2 separate regions of the Homo sapiens genome follow, and region 2 is linked to region 1. Evidence: read pairs that join two places in POLR2A ChIA-PET (ENCODE). Cell type or tissue: OCI-LY7. All regions are shown on one strand. Region 1 overlaps BCL2L11 (BCL2 like 11). Region 2 overlaps ACOXL (acyl-CoA oxidase like).

Evidence for each region. ChIA-PET counts read pairs that join two places held together with the same protein. Peaks named below come from ENCODE experiments on the same cell type or tissue, not always from the same donor. Only the 100,000 strongest peaks of a DNase experiment are listed, where the experiment ranks them.
Region 2: POLR2A ChIA-PET joins it to region 1 with 8 read pairs; 5 of 35 experiments call an interaction of 5 or more read pairs at or near these places.

Annotation. Positions count from the first base shown.
Region 1 is chr2:111,128,759-111,131,258 of GRCh38, reverse strand. All of the region lies in intron 2 of BCL2L11 (BCL2 like 11), which reads right to left. Among named protein-coding and RNA genes, the nearest start is that of BCL2L11, 9.1 kb to the right of the region's middle. In OCI-LY7, no CTCF peak of the experiment used is centred here; a DNase peak (open chromatin) is centred at 1,208.
Region 2 is chr2:111,057,023-111,059,522 of GRCh38, reverse strand. The region is part of intron 16 of ACOXL (acyl-CoA oxidase like); the gene reads right to left. Among named protein-coding and RNA genes, the nearest start is that of ACOXL-AS1, 57 kb to the left of the region's middle. RefSeq lists an enhancer at 2,029-2,228. In OCI-LY7, no CTCF peak of the experiment used is centred here; DNase peaks (open chromatin) are centred at 1,012, 1,552 and 2,282; H3K4me3 peaks cover 1,813 bases; H3K27ac peaks cover 2,171 bases.

The DNA.
Region 1 (2,500 bases):
ATGCCCGCCCGCCCCCCATCCCCCCCACCCCCGCCCCCATCCCCCGCCAAAAAAAAAATCTCCTGGCCTAGATGGTTTCACTACAGAATTCTACATTGAGAAAAGAATCAATACCAATTTTACACAATATCGTCCTGAAAATAAAAGAGGGAACCCTTCCTAATTAAGGTTCTGATATAAAAACCAGTCTTAAAAGAAGACGACAGACCCCTCTCAAGAACTTAGGCGCAAATACTCTCAACAAAATATCGACAAATTCAATCCAGCAGTGCACAAAAAGAATTACAGACCCTACCCACGCAGGATTTGTCTCAGACATCCAAGAGAGACTTAACATTGCAAATCAATGGAACGTACCATATCAACAGGTTAATATAAATTAACATCATGGGATCATATCAACTGGTACAGAAACATTTTATAAAATCTAACATCCATCCATTTACGACAAAAACTCTCAGCATTCTGGGAATACAGGTTAAAACTTCCTCATTCTTTTAAAGACGACCCATATAAAACCTACACTTAGCATCATATTTAATGATTAAAAACAGAAAGCTTTCCCCCTAAGATTGGGGACTAGGTATGGATGTTTGCTCTCACCACTCCTAGTCAACATAAACACTAGAAATTCTAGCTGGTGCAACTGGGCAAGAAAAAGAAATGTACACAGATCAGAAAGAAGACATAAAACTGTCCCTATTTGCAGATCACATAACTATATAGACCTCCCAGGAAATCTATGAAAAACTCTTAGAATTAAGGAGTTCAGCAAACTGCACAACAGAAGACCAACACACAAAAATCAATTGTATTTCTATATACTACAAGTGAACACATAGATGCTAAAAGTAGGGCCAGGTGTGGTGGCTCACGCCTGTAATCCCAACACTTTGGGAGGCCAAGGCGGGCAGATCACCTGAGGTCAGGAGTTCGAGACCAGCCTGGCCAACATGGTGAAACCCATCTCTAATAAAAATACAAAAATTAGCTGGGTGTGGTGGTACGTGCCTGTAATCCCAGCTACTTGGGAGGCTGAGGCAGGAGAACCGCTTGAACTTGGGAGTTGGAGGTTGCAGTGAGCCAAGATCGCACCAGTGCACTCCAGCCTGGGTGACAGAGTGAGACTGTCACAAAAAAAAAAAAAAAGAGAAGTAAAAGTACAATAAATACTTCTTTTAATCCTCCCTGAGTTCCAGCTGTGCCAGGGCCTTGCCAGAACATGCAAACACAGTGTCCTTCAACAGGTGAATAGCTAAGCAAACTGTGGTGCATCATCTATGGAATACTATTCAGCAATAAAAAAACAAGGCACTATTGTTACACAACATCTCCGATTAATTTCAAGGGAATTATGCTAAGTGAAAAAAGCCAATCTCAAAAGGTCACATACAGTATGATTACACTTATACAGCATCCTTGAAATGACAAAAGTACAGATATGTAGATCAGATGAGTGGTTATCATGGGTAAGGAAGAGACAGAAAGGTGGCTGTGGCTATAAAAAGGTACCATGAGAAATCCTTGTGGTGGAGTTGTTCTGCATCTTGACTGTGGTGGCGGCCATACAAATCTACACATTTGATAAACCTGAATAGAAGTAAACACTCACAGACACATGAAATGGACTGCATGTGAAACTGATGAAATCTCAATACAGTAGATGGATTCTGTTAATGTCAACTGCTGGTTGTGACAGTATACTATAATTAGGCAAGATGTTACCATCGTAGGAAACTGGGTGAATGGCATATACAATTTCTTTGTATTATTTCCTATAAATGCATGTGAATCTGTAATTATCTGAAAAAAAATTTTTTTAAGATGTAAATTTAAAATTGGGTAACTAACAATTAATAAATGTGTTTGGAACTAGTAAAGAAAAATATCTTTCTCTTCTAGCACTTTCTCTCCCCACTTAGGACCTAAAAAGTTTCCTTATTTCTCTTGGTGTCAAACAAGTAACTTTGGGGTTTCAGAGACAGAGCTGGGACTCCCTCGAAGACACCTCTATTGGGAGGCTCCAGGCAGCCTGAAGGTGCTGAGAAAGCATGTGCTCTACCATCTACTTTTTGAAGTCCGAATATACCATGGAATTTAAAGAGGTAAAACAAAACTGTATTTGCCTGAAGAATGCCGCTGTTTACAATGCTCATTTAATGTTTAAAATGCTTACAAGATTCTGCTAATCACTTCCATTCTCCTAAGTCAACCAAACAACCCAAGGAGTAAGCTTCATGGAAGTGATGTGCCCTGAGTGGGAAGAGTCAAGCCTGGCTTGCTAGAGCAGCACTGCACACTCCAGCTCCTCTGTGAGGCCAGCCTGTTTAGATGAAACAGAACACCAGCCACAAATCTAATTGTGCATTTTTCTAGTAGCCATGTTTAAAAAGGTAGAAAGAAACAGAGAAAGTCAATATTAAAATACATTTTATTTAATCACCAATGACCATATGACAAAATGCTCAAGGAAGAGGGAGAGAGGTGGCTGTGGCTATAA
Region 2 (2,500 bases), 72 kb after region 1:
TGGGAAAAATGTGCATTTTTGAAATATATATTGTATGGTTGGGTGTTATTTTTCATCCAATCTGAGAGCCTTCCACTTTTAATAGAAGGTTTGTCTCACTTATGTAATAAATCTTAATCCTGATATTGAATGTTATGTTTTGTGTACTTTCAAAATGTAACACATTAATCAATTATCAATAGGCTGTTATTAGCTGCCCTTTCCATCAGGCAAGGTTTTCAGGAACACACCAAGTTGCCTTGTTCCCATCCCAATTCCAGTTTTTTACTATTATTATTATTTTATAGAGACAGAGTCTTGCTGTATTGCCCAGGCTAGAGTACAGTGGTTCAATCATACCTTAATGTAACCTCAAATTTCTAGGTTCAGGTGATTCCCCAGCCTCAACCTCCTGAATAACTGGAACTACAGGCATGTACCACCTTGCCTGGCTAATTTACTTTTTAGAATTTTTTGTAGAGATCTATGTTGCCCAGGCTGGTCTTGAACTCCTGGCCTCAAGTGATCCTTCTTCCTCAGCCTCCCAAAGTGCTGGGATTATAGGCATGAGACACTGCCCTGGCTCATCCTGTCATTTTTACAGTTCTAGAAGAGATAAAGGTGGAAAGATTTTCCCAAAGATGAAAACATTCCATCAGGAGACCCAAGAAGAGGAAGTGATTGGTTGACTGGGGCCTTCATGGTGGCCATTTTTCTGACATTTCATCCAGAACTAATTCCCTCCCTCCTTTTTTTATCCTTCCCTTCCTTGCTTCTTGTGTACTGGGCATTTTCCTGGGTTCTGGGAGAGGAAGGGAGCAGATCAAACCAGTATTTTTCTTTTTCCCCATCTCAAAGTTTTTATCTATGGTGCTTTGTGGGTTTCTTTTTTTCCAATAGACTTTTGAACATTGTGAAATTAGCCAAAAAGAAAGCAGCTAAAATTTAGTAAGGGCAAGAGGAAGAGTTAAGCAGGTGCAGAGAGCAGAAATCTTCAAGTCTCTTAACGTTTCCAGTTTTTAATCAGGGTGCAAATGTGGTTGGTTGACGGCAGGGAGCTGCTTCAGTGTGACTGCTAGGCTTTGCTGCCTTCGTCAATCCATCCAGCGTGACTTCCCATATAACTTTAGTGTTTACATCCCCCTCACTGTGTGCTGAAAAGTCTGGGATCCCCCTAGACACCTGGTAATTCTGTTAATGTCTGCTAGTCTGGATCCATATCTCAGAAGCTCCCTGATGGAATTTCTCCGTGCTCTTGGCAAGTCACAAAAGAGATGTCTCCTGGGAACTTTAGCATCTTGATCTCTATTTAAATGGTGAAATGATAAGTCTTGGCCAGGCCCTGTTCTCTCCTCCCACTAACTTTAGTCTCCGAGAGCCAAATTTTGCTCTCAGTTTCCTATATATGACTTCTACCAAATCCTTCTAATTTTCTTTTGTCTCTAGTGATTTCCTCTCCTGCTGTCCTGTCTTCTAAAGCAGTCTGAAATGAAATCTGCCCCCAGAGCTGTGCACAGAGGAAATGGAGAACAGATCATTCAAGAAGGAACACCCCACCCGCAAGCCGTGCTAGACTCGCATGGGTAGGCATCCCCAAAGCGTTGCACCCTCCACGCCTGGGCGGCTCGCTGCTTTTCTGAACACCAGGATTTGTACTTCCTAGCTGGTTCTCCATTTAGATACTTATTTAGATGCTTGACAATGAAGTATCAAGGAGCAGAGCAGGTGTAATGTCCTCATATACTGCTGCCATCTGTGCGCTCATATGCTCCTCTTAGGCAGTCGGGCACATGTAGAGCTTGCTTCTGATGGCATTTGGATTGGAAAGACATTGGCCCATTTCTCCTTATAGCAGAACTTTGTGGAGGAGCTAGGCGAAGTGTAAATGCACAGACAGCAGAGCAGATCTGTTTGTGGCAAGAGAGGGAACCCCTCTGCCTTCCCCCTCCTAATCCCCTACCACCCCTCTCCCTCTCTACTCCTGGCCCCTGGCCTGGACACCATGCTTTCAGAATAATTCTAGAGCAACTATTAGCTGTTGATGGCTTCTGCTGCATTCCCTCCCAGAGACACCTAACTTTGACATTAACTACTGGAAGGCCCGTAAAGTCTTCCGAGCCAAGGAAGGAATATTGAATGCTATAATTTCAAGACAGCTATAGGTCAGCTGGGGAAATGTGCACAGCAAGAATGGAAGTTTCTGGATACCCCTCCCCTGGGAAGGCAGCTGTCTGGGGCCCCTATTTTGGCAGTCAGCTCTCAAGGCATGCATCAGTGCACCTGAAACACTCTATAAATGGAAAAGTCAGAACACAACGTGTCACATCGACACCACCAGCATGCACAGTGGAACCCACACAGTTGGTTAAATTTAAATTCCTGCAGAGACATGGGGACTTAGCTCAAATATCACCTCCTCAGGGGAGTCTTCCCTAAACCCAGGTTGAGTTGAGTGCCCAACTGAGTGCTCCACTAGCTTCCCAAATTCCTTTGCTCTCGGCACTTAGCCCACTCCAAGGTG